Linked DNA regions of Homo sapiens: region 1 is linked to region 2. Evidence: chromatin contacts called from ENCODE Hi-C or POLR2A ChIA-PET data. All regions are on one chromosome and are shown on one strand. Each heading gives the region's core, a stretch centred on a gene start or an enhancer-like site at or near the end of the contact. The rest is flanking DNA. Distances are from core to core; before and after follow the strand shown.

What was found. A loop is a pair of places that touch in the nucleus more often than their neighbours do. ChIA-PET counts read pairs that join two places held with the same protein, here RNA polymerase II (POLR2A). Pooled maps may share reads with other maps.
Region 1: a loop to region 2 is called in a map of endothelial cell of hepatic sinusoid, with 5 times the contacts of the local background. The contact joins the promoter of LINC00460 here to the enhancer-like site in region 2. A Hi-C loop is called at or near these places in 2 of 168 maps with a recorded cell type or tissue (endothelial cell of hepatic sinusoid and endothelial cell of umbilical vein) and 3 of 50 pooled maps. POLR2A ChIA-PET finds 5 or more read pairs at or near these places in 2 of 52 experiments (AG04450 and PC-3).

Annotation. Positions count from the first base shown.
Region 1 is chr13:106,371,836-106,378,790 of GRCh38, reverse strand. LINC00460 (long intergenic non-protein coding RNA 460) reads right to left here and starts at 2,227. Exons shown (of 3, transcript NR_163477.1): 1 at 2,126-2,227; 2 at 1,707-1,924; 3 at 196-883. It overlaps LOC107984626 (a long non-coding RNA gene), which reads left to right and starts at 4,807. Exons shown (of 4, transcript XR_001750000.2): 1 at 4,807-4,992. RefSeq lists enhancers at 1,490-2,689, 4,366-4,825, 5,226-5,285 and a silencer at 5,656-5,950.
Region 2 is chr13:106,315,494-106,321,885 of GRCh38, reverse strand. The region is part of intron 1 of LOC107984626 (a long non-coding RNA gene); the gene reads left to right. Among named protein-coding and RNA genes, the nearest start is that of LINC00460, 58 kb to the left of the region's middle. Within about 2 kb of position 2,690, at least 4 of the 41 ENCODE cell types and tissues checked have a DNase peak (open chromatin) inside an H3K27ac peak, as active enhancers do; they include PC-3 and endothelial cell of umbilical vein, where a contact is called at or near this core.

The sequences.
Region 1 (6,955 bases), core at 978-3,477, 57 kb before region 2:
GCATCATCACATGGCAGAAGGTGAGGAGGTGAGAGAGGCAGGGGGCTAAGCTCACCCTTTTATACCAGCACCAATCCCACCCATGAGGGGGGCCCTGCATGGCCTTATCACCTCTCAAAAGTCCCACTTTCTAATACGGCTTAAATTTCATCATGAATTTGGGAGGGGACAAACATTCAAACCATAGCAGGCACCTTCCATTCTAGACTTTTGTTAGCATGGATTATTTTATCGAGTTGTACAGAGCAATTGTACAGAGACAAGGGCCCTAATGATTAACTGGGTACAGTGTTGCCGGTGGAGCAGAAGAGCTGGGCAGCAGCAGAGAGCAGCATCGGGCCAGGTCCAGTGCCTCAGTCAGGAGCTGGGCAAGAGTAGCCCAGAGTGTGCACAGATCCTCGGGCTTTTCCAAACAGGAAACCTGGGCATTCAATACTATGGATATTTTGAGGGGAGTGGCAAAATAAGGCAAAATATGTTAAAAATTTGAACTTGATCTCCATTAGAAGCATAGTAATCCTAGTTTTGAAAAACTTCAATCAAAATCATTCAGGTTTTTTAACAAGTTCTAGAAATACATTTTCTAAATGAAATATGAATTGGATGTAATACAGAAATGGCAACCACATGCCTCGTCTCTTCCCATCTGCTGTGTTTTCTGCAGCATGATGTGGTAGAAGGAAGCCTGGAAAAAGTGTCTTGGGTCATGAGTCCCCCACTCACTTGCTGTGTGGTCTTGGGCAAGTTTCATTTCTCTGAGGCTCGATGCCCTCATCTGTAAAATGAGGAGAGTGGAATGGATGATTTTTCAGTTTTTTTCTAGGTCTAAAACTCTGTGATTCTTCTGGAAGTTTTTTTGTTTGCTTGCTTTATCCTCTGCATTCTATTTCAATAGGAAAAGGGGAAGAGGAAAAGCAGAAAGAAAGAGCAAAAAAGAAAAAAATTAAAAGAGATCCAAATATTAAATAAGCCTCAATCAAGTATCAAGCACCATAGAATTAATAATCAGAAATTACTAATTTCTGATTAATAAATTACATTTATTAATCCTGATCATAAAGTAGGAAATACACAGTGTTATTGTCACCATTTCAGAGGCGTGGACTCCAAGGTTAAACGTTTGACCAAGGTTAAGTAGATGTCTTAGTCTATTTGGGGAGCTATGACAGAATACTTTGAAGTGGATGGCTCAGGAAAAACAAACTTCTTTGTCGTCATTTTGGAGGCTGGAAGTCCAGGATCAGGGTGCCAGCACAACTGGGTTCTGGTGAGGGCCCACGTTCTGGCTCATAGGTGGCCTTCTCGCTGTGTTCTACACTTCACATGGTAGACGGTGCAAGGGATCTCTCTGGGGCCCCTTTTATTCGGGCACTTATCTGGTTTTGAGGACTCTGCCCTCATGAGCCACTCACCTCCCAAAGGCCCCATCTATTAATACTATCTTATTGGCTATTAGGTCTTAGCATACGAATTTGGGTGGGGGACATAAACATTCGTTCTATAGCAGTAGTCAAGGTGATAATTTAACATAAATCGGGGTGACTTCAGAATGCGTCTTCTTTCCCACGCTCAGTCTTTCTACAATGCCACACTGTCTCCGGAAAGGGGTAGAAAAAAAAAGAGGAATAAAGTTAGACAGTGGGAGTGGAGAGGGAAGAAGAGACGTTGAGAGATCAGGGGAGACACATGTGACACGGACTACTCACAGTGATTCCAGCAATTGCTACACAGACGCCTCCCACACAATGGTCGTAACCTTCGTTCTCATCCACTGCGTGGGAAAGCTGCAACATGCTCCCCGCTGGCAATGGTGGTTCATCCAGGGTGACTCTTAGCCGAGAAGTGTGCATGCTGGGTCCAGCAGCGTCCACCAGGGGCACATGCGGAGTTTCATAACAATGTCTGGGTACCTCCGATGTCCTGGCTGGAGAAGGTTTAGAGACATAGCAAGGGAGACAGATGGATTAGGGAAGTGGGGAAGGACCAGACAGGTCTTTATTTCCCTACTCCTCTCCGTTATGTGTCTCTAAAATTAACACTGCAAGAACTATGCTAAGAAGCAAGCTTTTATGTTATAAGAATTAGAGCCACCAAATCAACCCTGTGCACATGGCACTTCCGTCACCTCATGCTGTGACCTCTCATAGGTCTCGGTCCCCCAGGTTTGAGGAGATGAGTCCCCCTGGCTGAGGCATTTCTAACAGGGCTGGAGGATTTCTGCAGGAAGTGGTTACCGGTGAGTCAGGATCTGGCGTTCATCCCTCTGAGTCAATAATGAGCCGATTTCTCAGTGGGTTAGGAACAAGTGGAGATGGAGTCTTAAATAAGTGGCAAACCTACCGCGAGCTCTCCCGGCACCTTCTCTCCGGGCAAGGAGGTTAATGCCAACGTGTTTCCTCAGTCCCAATTTGGGTCATTATATTTTTAATTATCTCTGAATTATCCCTATAGATTCAACAGGATACATTATCTTCCATTTCCTACCTTTAACTTGAAAGCACTGATGTGCTGCTTAGGCTGGTGACTGTTGAACAAAGCAACTTCTCCAAACCTTGCCTACCCTCTTCTCCACTCTCGCCCGCAATTCCCTCACCTTTTCTCCTGACGTCCCTCTCTTGAGTCCTAAATAACGGCCTTAAAGAAAAGCAAATGCAGCCGGGCACAGGGGCTCATATTTGTAATCCCAGCACTTTGGGAGACGGAGGTGGGTGGATCACTTGAGGCCAGGAGTTCGAGACCAGCCTGGCTAACATGGCTAAACCCCTCTCTACAAAAATTAGCCGGGTTTGGTGGCTCATGCCTGTTATTCCAGCTACTCAGGAGACTGAGACAGGAGAATCGCTTGAACCTGGGAGGCAGAGGTTGCACTGAGCTGAGATCGGGCCACCGCACTCCAGCCTGATTGACAGAGTGAGACCCCATCTGAAAAAGCAAAAAAGGAAAGGCAAATATGGCTGGGCGCGGTGGCTCACGCTTGGAATCCCAGCACTTTGGGAAGCCGAGGCGGGCGGATCACGAGGTCAGGAGATCGAGACCATCCTGGCCAACACGGTGAAACCCTGTCTCTACTAAAAATACAAAAAATTAGTCAGGTGTGGTAGCGGGCGCCTGTAGTCCCAGCTGCTCGGGAGGCCGAGGCAGGAGAATGGCGTGAACCCGGGAGGCGGAGCTTGCAGTGAGCCGAGATCGCGCCACTGCTCTCCAGGCTGGGTGAAAGAGCGAGACTCCATCTCAAAAAAAAAAAGAAAGGCACATGGCGGGTGTTGGTCTCCCTAATGAATTCATTTGCCTTTTGTTGGTTCCTGAAGACAGAGAGAGAGAGACAGAGGCCACACAGAGAAAACTGGGAAGGGCGAAGGCTGCGTGTCCCCTGCTCAACCTCCCTGCGTCCGGAGGGAGCGGAATCGGGAATCTCTTAGCGAAAGGCAGGACCCGCAGGACTGGCTCACAGGGCTGGGGCTGGAGGGGACTTGGTGAATGACTGCTCTCTGAATTCCCTCCCTGCTTGAACTCGGGCCCTCCTCTCCTCTTCGCGTCTCCCAGGGAAAGCAGTACCCCGTGGAAAGGGAGAGCGCCTCTGCTATGCGCGCACAGGGACTCACCGAGGCACATAGCGTCCTGGCATGGAGAGGCGAGCGCTGGGGTCCGGCCTGCTGGAAAGGAAGAAGAATGGAGAAGAAGGAGGAAAGTCCAAGGAGAAGCCTCACCCGCATAGCTCATTTTGGGAAAGCTGGCCTGCCCTGCCACAAAGAGGTGCTGGGGAAGTGTGTCAGCTGAGGGGCCCTTAGGGAGACCTCTGGTCCCCGAATGAGCCTCTCAGCCGACTCCTCCTTAGCTTGTTGCTGATCCTGTCCCAGGATTAACATAGACCAGGGTCTCTCAACCTCAGTGCAATGGACATTCTGGGCCAGGTAATGCTGTGCCGTGCGGGCTGCCCCGGGCACTGTGCGAGGCACAGCGGCACCCTGGCTCTACCCGGGAGATGTCATGAGCACCGCTTCTCCCACAGTGACAACCAGAGGGGTCTCCAGACGTGGCCAAATGAGAAGCACTGATTAAGACCTATTCCTAGGCCAGGCATGGTGCCTCAAGCCTGTAATCCCAGCACTTGGGAGGCTGACATGGCAGAATCACTTGAGCCCATGAGTTCAAGAGCAGCCTGGGCAGAAGAGTGAGACCCTGTCTTTACAAAAATGTAAAAATTAGCTTGCTGTGGTGACATGTGCCTGAAATCCCAGCTACTTGGTCAGCTGAGGCTGGAGGATTGCTTGAGCTCCAGAGGTAGAAGCTGCAGTAAGCTATGATTGCATCATTGCACTCCAGCCTGGGGAACACAGTGAGACTCTGTCTCCAATGAAAAAAAAAAAAAACCAGAAACCAAAATCCAGCCAGAAAAGAGAATTATTGCTTCCTTTCTAGACCACATGAATGGACTTTTCTTATTTAAGATGTACGCAAAGCAACTATAACCATTCAAACCACTCTTCACTTACACAGGGAGAGGTTAAGGACTTTCAAAGAAAAGCAGATCAGACCCTGACGGCCCAGGGCTTCCTAAAGCAGCCTCCTGGGGCAGGGCCTACAGGTGAGCAGACATAAGGAGCCGTGGCCCAGAGAACACCCTCAAAGGGTGACTAACAGCCCCGGTTTGCCTGGGACTTTCCTGTGTTAGCCCTGGAAGTCCCTTTGTCCTGGGAAGCCCCTCTGCCTAGGGCACATGGGGACAGTGGTTAGTGGGTAGGCTCTGTGTTTGGCTGTCATTCAAGGTGGCTTTGGCTGCTTGCTTGTCATTCTGAGTGTGGGGACACACATGCTACCCTGGTTGTCAGCAGGTGAGAAGGGGGCTCTGATCAGCTTCTCACTGGATTTAGAGAAGAGCAGATGCCCCTGATCAGCTTCTCACTGGATTTAGAGAAGAGCAGATGTCCCAGACTTGTAGCTGCCATTGCCTCTCTCTTTCGGAAAATGAGAGTTGCTAAGAGGTGAGATCAGGTGAGCAGGGACCTGTTCTTGACTCTTGCTGAGACAGTGCCTGGTGTCTGTTCATGCTGGGACCCAGGGTGGCTTCCATAGGTACACAGGTCCACATGCGAGAACTGGTGGCAGGATGGGTAAGGAAGGCCAACTGTGTGTGTGCATGTTTATGTGTGTGTGTGTGAGATTCACACTAGAAAGCTGCTTTGCCACCTGCCACAGGTGAGGCTGTGACTCCTCCTTGCCCTCCATGTCACTGAAGCCGTGGTTGCAGAGGTCCCTCGGGGCTTGTGAACTGCTGCAAGCACTTCAAGTCTGGGGACCGTCTGTTTCCTGCCTGCTGTTTATGACCCAGAACATTGCCTCTAGAACTAGGCTGCACTTCAGTCCCGCTGGGAGCATGCTTGCCACTCATATCTTCCCTGCGCTATTTGCAGTTTTTGTTTGTCTTAAATATAAACTTTTCTTGGTTCTTTAAGTTTTAAAGAAAAGAAACTCTTCTCTTTCTTGAAGGAGAAAAGATTGATTTTTTTCCTCCTTAAATTATGTGGATAGAGATATGTCTGTACTTGATTAGTCTCATGTGTACCAAAATGTCATTACTTATAGGAGAGCCTGGGATTTTCAAGAATAGTAACATGGTAATTTGTCTTTCAAATACTGTTTTACTTATAGCAGCAATAACAGGAAATGTGTACTATTTTTCAGTGTTATAATCTGATTCACCCTTTGATATAAACAGCTTTATCTCATCTCATTGTTTATATCACATTCCTATTCCTCTGGAAAGAACAATATTTTTCTCTCTGAAAAGTAATATATTCTTGTCTAAGGATGGCTTAAATAAGTAACAGATGGTCCTTTTTGTGTGAGTGTCCCCTACCCCCACTCATTCCCAGCATTCGGTCAGACAGGAAAATCAGTATTTTTTTGGACATTACATGTGCCTGAACTTACAGGTTTGTCACCAACTTGATGTCTTTTATTTCTGTGATGGTGTTGTTACTCGGATAGTTTTAGAATATAGGCAATTGAGTAAATTTATTTGTGCTTGTCAAGTGGAATGTGCTTGAACAAATCTCTTTCCTGGTTCATAGTTACCCAGGTTAGTCATGGAAAAGATGGACTGGAATGCTCAGTGTGTGCCACATGGTCTTGGCTATAAAATAGAGTTCACTGTACACCAGGCTCTCACCATGCAACTTATTTATAACACAGTTCTATTGTTAAAATTCGTTCTGGGACCAGGACTAAATCTTTCTTGTCAAAAAATAAGGTTCATTCCTTGGCTTGGTTCAGGGGAAAGGCATACAATTAGAAGCCGGGACATCTCCTTTGCTGTCTTGCTAGCTGGGTGAGTTAAGGCAAGGGCACGTGGCCGCCTGGGTCTGTTTCCTGTCTGCAGGAGGAGGATGCCTAACTTACCACAAGGGCTATTGAGAATGTAACATGGGGTAATAGTTATGAAAGTGCTTTGAAAGTTCAAAAGCACCTAAAATAGCATTTTTTAAATATTAAAATCAAGCAATTAAATACGTTGCATAACAATAGACTCTTGTCTATAACATCATGGTTAATAGGTTGGCCTTGCTGTCAAATGAAATTCTTTGAAAAGATGTCTTTTCTTTGTAAGGGGAGCTTCAAGGAAAGAAACACAATATGCATAAGAGCCCTACTGCGAACTTGTAGAAACTGCCACTCTGATGGGGGGATTGGTGCTGATTCATTTTTGCGCTTGAGCATCAGAGTCCTTTGAGCCTAGTAGGCCCTTAAGTATATTTTAAACAAAAACATGATTATCGTTGTGGATAAGCTATTTGTGCTCTCCATTATCTATTTTTATAAGTGTGAAAAATGATCTTTTTTTCCCTACTAGACAGAAAGTCGAGAACATGATCCCTTATGTTGACATCTTCTCTATCTGCTTGTTTTTATGGTCTGCAAATGACATTTTTTGCATGCACCATTACAAAGTCTGTAT
Region 2 (6,392 bases), core at 1,441-3,940:
TCATTATGGCGAGGTCAGTACCAAGGGTGTTGGTGCTAAGCCATTCAGGAGAAACCACCTCCATGACCCAGTAATCTCCCATCAGGCCCCACCTCCAACACTGGGAATTACAATTATGCATGAGATTTGGGAGGGACACAGATCCAAACTATATCATGAGGAGAATAAAAACAAAAAAGTTGTTTGGGATATAAATAGGGCTAAAAATCTAGCCATTTAGAGTGACTCGTTTTCCAAAGATTCTTTGTGATAAATGTTGTATTGCAATATTGTTCTCACTTTTGGGGAATAATTAAATTACTGTGTATCAGAGAGAAAAATAGTGTACTCTGGCAACAAAAATATCTTAGAAGAAAGTGCAGTGGTATATCGTTCGTATTATTGGTACATGTCACATATGTATGTTGTAGAGGTTTGGAAGCAGATATACTTTGTTATAACAGCAGTGTGCATACACCAAAGGGTGAGCACTTTGATGTTTTAAGTTTTCAATCCAACCCATACATTTAAAATATCCCCATAGGTTCCATGATTAAAATACCACCTCAAACCCTGTCTTGCTTTGAGATGTGTATGTATTGTGGTTGCTTTTTTGTTTCTCTTTTCTTGTTTTAGGATTAAGTATAGGCTGAAAAGACTTCTTACCTGCTAAGGGATGAGCTCCTAGGTCAAAGGCCATTTCTTCAAAGAGGAGATAAATATGTCTAGTAACTCAGGAGGAGAAGGAAAGAAAATAGATCTCTCTTGAATCTGGACGGATCTTGTTGTGGTGCCCTTAAGCAAGTGCTGATATTGTCTATGATGAAGAATAGACTTTCTCCATCTGCAGTGTCCTTCCCTGCAGGACTTTCTCAAAGAAAAACTGAATGTGTGAACCCTGAATGCAGATGGCAAAGAAACAGAAACATGCAACCAAATACAACTATAAAACTATGGCGTGATTCATGCATAATATACTGAAATCATAGCACTTTGGGGGCTTTTTACTACAGTCACTAAAAAGTGTGTGTGAACTCTGAAAATCAAATTAAGATGAAGCTTTTCTCCTTTTTTTTTCTCTTGAGACAGAGTCTCACTTTGTCTCCCAGGCTGGAGTGCAGTGGGGTGATCTTGGCTCACTGCAAACTCCACCTCCGAAGTTCAAGCAATTATTCTCCTTCAGCCTCCTGAATAGCTGGGATTACAGGTGCCTGCCACCATGCCCGGCTAACTTTTGTATTTTTAGTAGAGATGGGGTTTCACCATGTTGGCCAAGCTGGTCTTGAGCTCCTGACCTCAAGTGATCTGCCTGCCTCAGCCTCCCAAAGTGCTGGGACTACAGGTGTGAGCTGCCGTGCCCAGCTAGATGAAACATTTTTGACACAACTTTGTTATCTTTAAAAAAAAAACCTTTAAAACAGAAAGAATTATGTAGAAAAAGACCAGCAGCTCCAGATAGCTATGCAGGTGCTTCATAGATACTAAGGAAAATATTTCATTAAAATATAAACTATGGTGAATAATGGAAGTGCAATTCTGTAAATAAGTAAAATATTCATTTCAGTTGAGACCAGGACTTCTCAACACTTAAGGGGCAAAGGAATCCCATGTGGGACCTTGTTAAAGTACAGACTTTGATTTGGTAGTTCTGGCTTCTGAGAGGAATCTAGGCTTCTGCATTTCTAAGGAGCACCCTCGTGATGTGCTGCTGGTCTGAGGACTGCACTTTGAGTAGCGAGGGTCTAGCAGCTGAGCTTCTTAAGGTCAGAAACTATTGCACTCATCTTTAAACATCCAGCATGTAGTCCAGCAGAGATCACTGATAAGCTGATCAACAAATTCTTGCAGGATGGGTGGATGGATGCATGCGAAGAAAAAATGCAAAATGGAGACAAATGCATTGATTCCCCCTCTGTTTTCTAGGTCTCCTGGGATGCTAAGTTGATAGAAACCCAAAAAGCTTCTACCATTCTCAAATTTTCTATGGGTAGAACAAGAACCAATAGTTGAAGGCAAAAATGGAGTATTCCATTCAAAATAAGAAAGCGTTTTCTAAGAGTAAGGGCTTTCAAACTCAGTGGTCTGAGGTCATGAGTTTCCTGCCACTGGAAGTGTTCAGACATTGGCAGGACAATCATTTTAGGGGTTTATTATACTGCAGATCTCAGCGACAAGCTGATAGGACTAGAGAACATTTAAGATTTCACCCAGTCCTAAAATCCTACGGGAAAGGAAGAAGCAGATGGGAGAGGTTAGTGAGGTAAAAAAGACAACTGCTTTAGATTTTAAAACCCTTTGGATGTAGTTCAAATTCCAGCAAGTTACTTTTCTGAGCCTCAGTTTTCTTCTCTGAAAAAACAATGGTAATGGTAATGCCTATTTTACAGCGTTGCTGTGAGAATTAAGTTCAATTATCTTTTTATGAAAGTAGCATATCATATAGTAAACACTCTTTTCTTCAACAGAGTGGTGTGCTGGTCAGTGTTCAACAATGAATTCCCCTACCTTCACCCCCATAAACGTTCTGGTTTGTAGTGTTTGCTGATTTTCGTGGTGTAAGTGTTACCATCATGACCCAATTCAAGCTAGCAATACCTTAACAGCCGTCTTACAGGATTCCTGAGAGTCTAGCAGCCAGCTCTTGTGAGCCACTGGTGTGAGTCAGCTCCATTACACAACTGCTTCCGCTAGCCCCTGTTTTACCTTAGCTGTGACCCTTTGTGATACAGAGACATAACAGAGCATTACTTTTCATGGACTCCTATTCCATACTATGAAACAGACAGACCCAGCATTTTAATAATCTCTGCCTCTCATATTGGATGAGGAAGGAAGTGACTGTGGGCTGACTTAATATGTGAGAAATTGCATGAGGTGGATGAGACAAAGCTCCTAACAGTGAAACCAGGAGCTGCACACATGTGTTCCTAAGAAAAGAGGGGATTGCAAAATACTGTGAAATAGGAGAAAAATTAGGATTGAAATCAACCAAAGAGTGGGCAGTTGTATTAGAACAGATGGCTTTTCTGAGTACGTACTCCTAAAATTTTCAATGTTTCAGACCTTCATGTGTTTCTCAGAGTAAAGTGCAATCATGAACTTAATTACTCAATAGTTTTTTGTTAAGTGAATTTTGAATTTAAAAAGCTTATTCTTCCAAATTAGCCATTAAATATATGAGCATTTCTATTTAAATTTAATTCTGTTACCTGACAAGTGTTAGTTCTTCATAATAATGACAAAAGTGTGATTAGATCATTAAGTTCAACACATCAGAACAATTTTCAAATGATACGCTCTTTATGCATTTGTATTAAGATAGGGTCTAATATGAGACCAGAAATCAAATACATTTTAATCTTTGATGAAAGAATGACATTCTCTGGCCAGGTAGATGTTAAGACATGTATATAGTTTTCTTCTTCCACTTAAAAAATTAGACAGTAATGGTTAGTGGATGTATCGGACAAGTTAATTGTTTAATATAGCAAAAAATTGTCTTGTAATGAAAAACATCATCCACCTGGCTTCAACCTTTTACCTAAGTTTTTGTCGATCTTTAATTATTAATCCTAGTTTTACATGAAATAAGTATATACAATTATCAAATCCCTCAGATTTATTCAAAAGTTGGTTAAGGGCAATTGTTTGGCCCAATTTCTAATTATACACTAATAATAGTACAGCTGTAAATTATAATTCAGTTTTCTCCATTTTGGAGTTATTTATAGATCTGAATCTTTTGAAGGTAATAGCTGACATTAAATAGCTGAAAGAAATTAATGACTTCATGGTAGTGTTGATGTCTTGGATACTCATTATAACCTTTTAAAAATATGTATACATAAGTGTGATTGAGTTTCTTCCTCCTTGAAATTCTATGTGCTGGTAAAGGAGGTGACATTTACTAAGGAGACAGTCCCAAATTAAACCCATTCTCTATGGTTGGGTTCTACTTTGCATTTTTAATCTGGACCCTAGAATGGCGATGGAAGTTGATCTAACTTTTTACTGTAATATCAAATGAGGTTTTTTTAAGTTGAGGTTTATAAGAAAAAGAAAAGGATTAGTTGAGAAGAATTTAATTCATGCTCTGAGTTGAATTATACAGAAATACATAGAGGTTTTTAAGAGCTAAATCATGCACAAATACTTGAAGAAAATTATACATAATGTATGGCGTAATTGCCGTATGAATCTTGTATTAAACTAGAAACTTCTCATCACGTGGATACTGAAGCAGCTGTCAGATAGGATGAGCTGGGATTGTGTCCTGATGTGGATTCCCTGCTCTCTTTTTGGTTTTGAGGCACTTCTATTGGTGCCTGGCTTTCAAGAACCCCATCTTGGTATTTGAAAAACATCTTTCCTTCTAGACTATGCAGTGTTGCTTTGTTTCTCGTGGGTTTTCACAAAGACAATAGTGGTGGTGTCAACCCGCTGTGAGATGGTTTAAAAACAGGTCTGTAAATTTTCTGAAATGCCTACCTCCACGGGGTGGTAGCTAAGACTCTCTCCTTGAAACTGAGTGGGCCTTTGTAACGCCTCCCGAGATAGAGTTCCGTGGAAGTGATGCCCTTGACTCCCAGAAGGTAGGTTAGAAAAGAACGTGAAGCATCTGCCAGATTGTCTGGGGACACTCATGTAGGAGGAAGGCTTACACCCCTGACAGCTTCAGGTGAGCAGAGCACATGCCTGAGAGGGAGCGACACTCAAGGAGCCCCAGCTGCCCCATTCCCTGGCTGTTCGAGTTTTCTATCAGTGGTGTGAGTGAAGAAGCCCCAGGCATCTTCTGACTGTTTTGACTGTAGTTAAAAGACCTGGAGCAAGAATTCAGGAACCTCCTGGCTGAGCCCAGTCAACCCTTAGATTGAAAAGCAAACTAAAATTATTGTTTTAGTAACGTTTTACTTCTTTTTTTTGAGACAAGGTCTTACTCTGTTGCCTGAGAGTGCGGTGGTATGATCATAGTTCACTGTTACCTTGAACCGTTGGGCTCAAGCAATCCACCTGCTTCAGCCTCCAGAGTAGTTGAGATTTCAGGTGCACACCATCATGCCCAGATAATTTTATTTTTTTGTGGAGACAGGGTATTGCTATGTTGCCCAGGCTCGTCTCGAACCCTGACCAACTATTTTTGAGTGGTTTATTTACTGCACTAGACAAACAGAACGCCTTGTAGCTTAAGTAAAATGATGGGTCCTGTGCGTTGTATTTCCACATCCAACCTCTGCCAAGGAGAAACACTGAGAAGCTGCTGTTCTGATGGTACAGTTGCCTACAGATCCTCAGTTCCTGACCTTAACAATTCACACGATACCATTTTTTGGTTCTGGTTCATTATATTTGCAGAACTGAAAGGGTGTCACTCAAAATGAACCCAATAAATGTTTTTTGATTAATTCAACTTGATAAAATAGCTCTTGGTTTCTAATAAGTAAGAGGGGCTTGGGAAGGTCATGAATTGAGGGTACTTTGGGCAGCAGTAAGTTTTGGAATTGGATGTTGTCATTTGACCACTGTTTAGCATCAAATGAGTTTCAAGCAAGTGCTTGGACAAACAGTACCCCTGGCACGTGCTTCTCTGTTTTCTGGCTGCAGACTGCTCTCTTCTTTGTGTCAATAAAGACAATATTTTCCGCCTTGTTTTCAATTGTGAAACTCCAGTCTGAGACTCAGAAACTCTTTGCCACAACTGTAAAACTTAATAAGCTTAATTTCCATTGCTATTATTTATGTTCCTATTCTCTGTTGCATTAACTACACATAGATCAGTGTAGAGATGTGACTCTTGGGCTCCCTTTGTGTGCAAAAGCTTTCCAAGAGGGATTTTGAATACACTCTGCACTGTGCCTCTGAGACTGTGGTCAGAGCCCACAGATCTATCTCACAGTCAAGCTTCCTGAAGGGTCTTGCAATATATGCTAGGTTTTTGGGGGCTTTGTTGTCTAGCTGTTTTCCTATCTACTAAGTATTGATAATTCTTGTTGGTTTATGGCTGCTGTGTCAATGCAAAAATACCACACAAACCTTATCTGGAATTGTTCTGTAAGTGTAATTGATGGCTATGTAAATAGCATTGTAATTCCATTGTGCGTGAGTCCTTCACCTCCATAGCTTGAAGGGTTACAGCAAAAGGTGCACCTCCTTCCACGTGGGGATGGGCTCCTGGCTTCTTGCATCTCGCAAGCCTCCATGAGGTGAGTGAAGTGCTCCTGTGCTCCTGAAGGCTCACATTGCAATCACTGCCTGGGTGTCTTCATTAAGATGCTGTGCTGTGATGTGGGATATATAACAAATCATTTAGGAGCTCTCCTCCCACTATTGCCCTAGTGAATATAGGACCTGAGTTCACTTCACCCAAAATATCTTCTGCTCAGATGGTAACTGATATTAGCTACCAAACGGCTGCA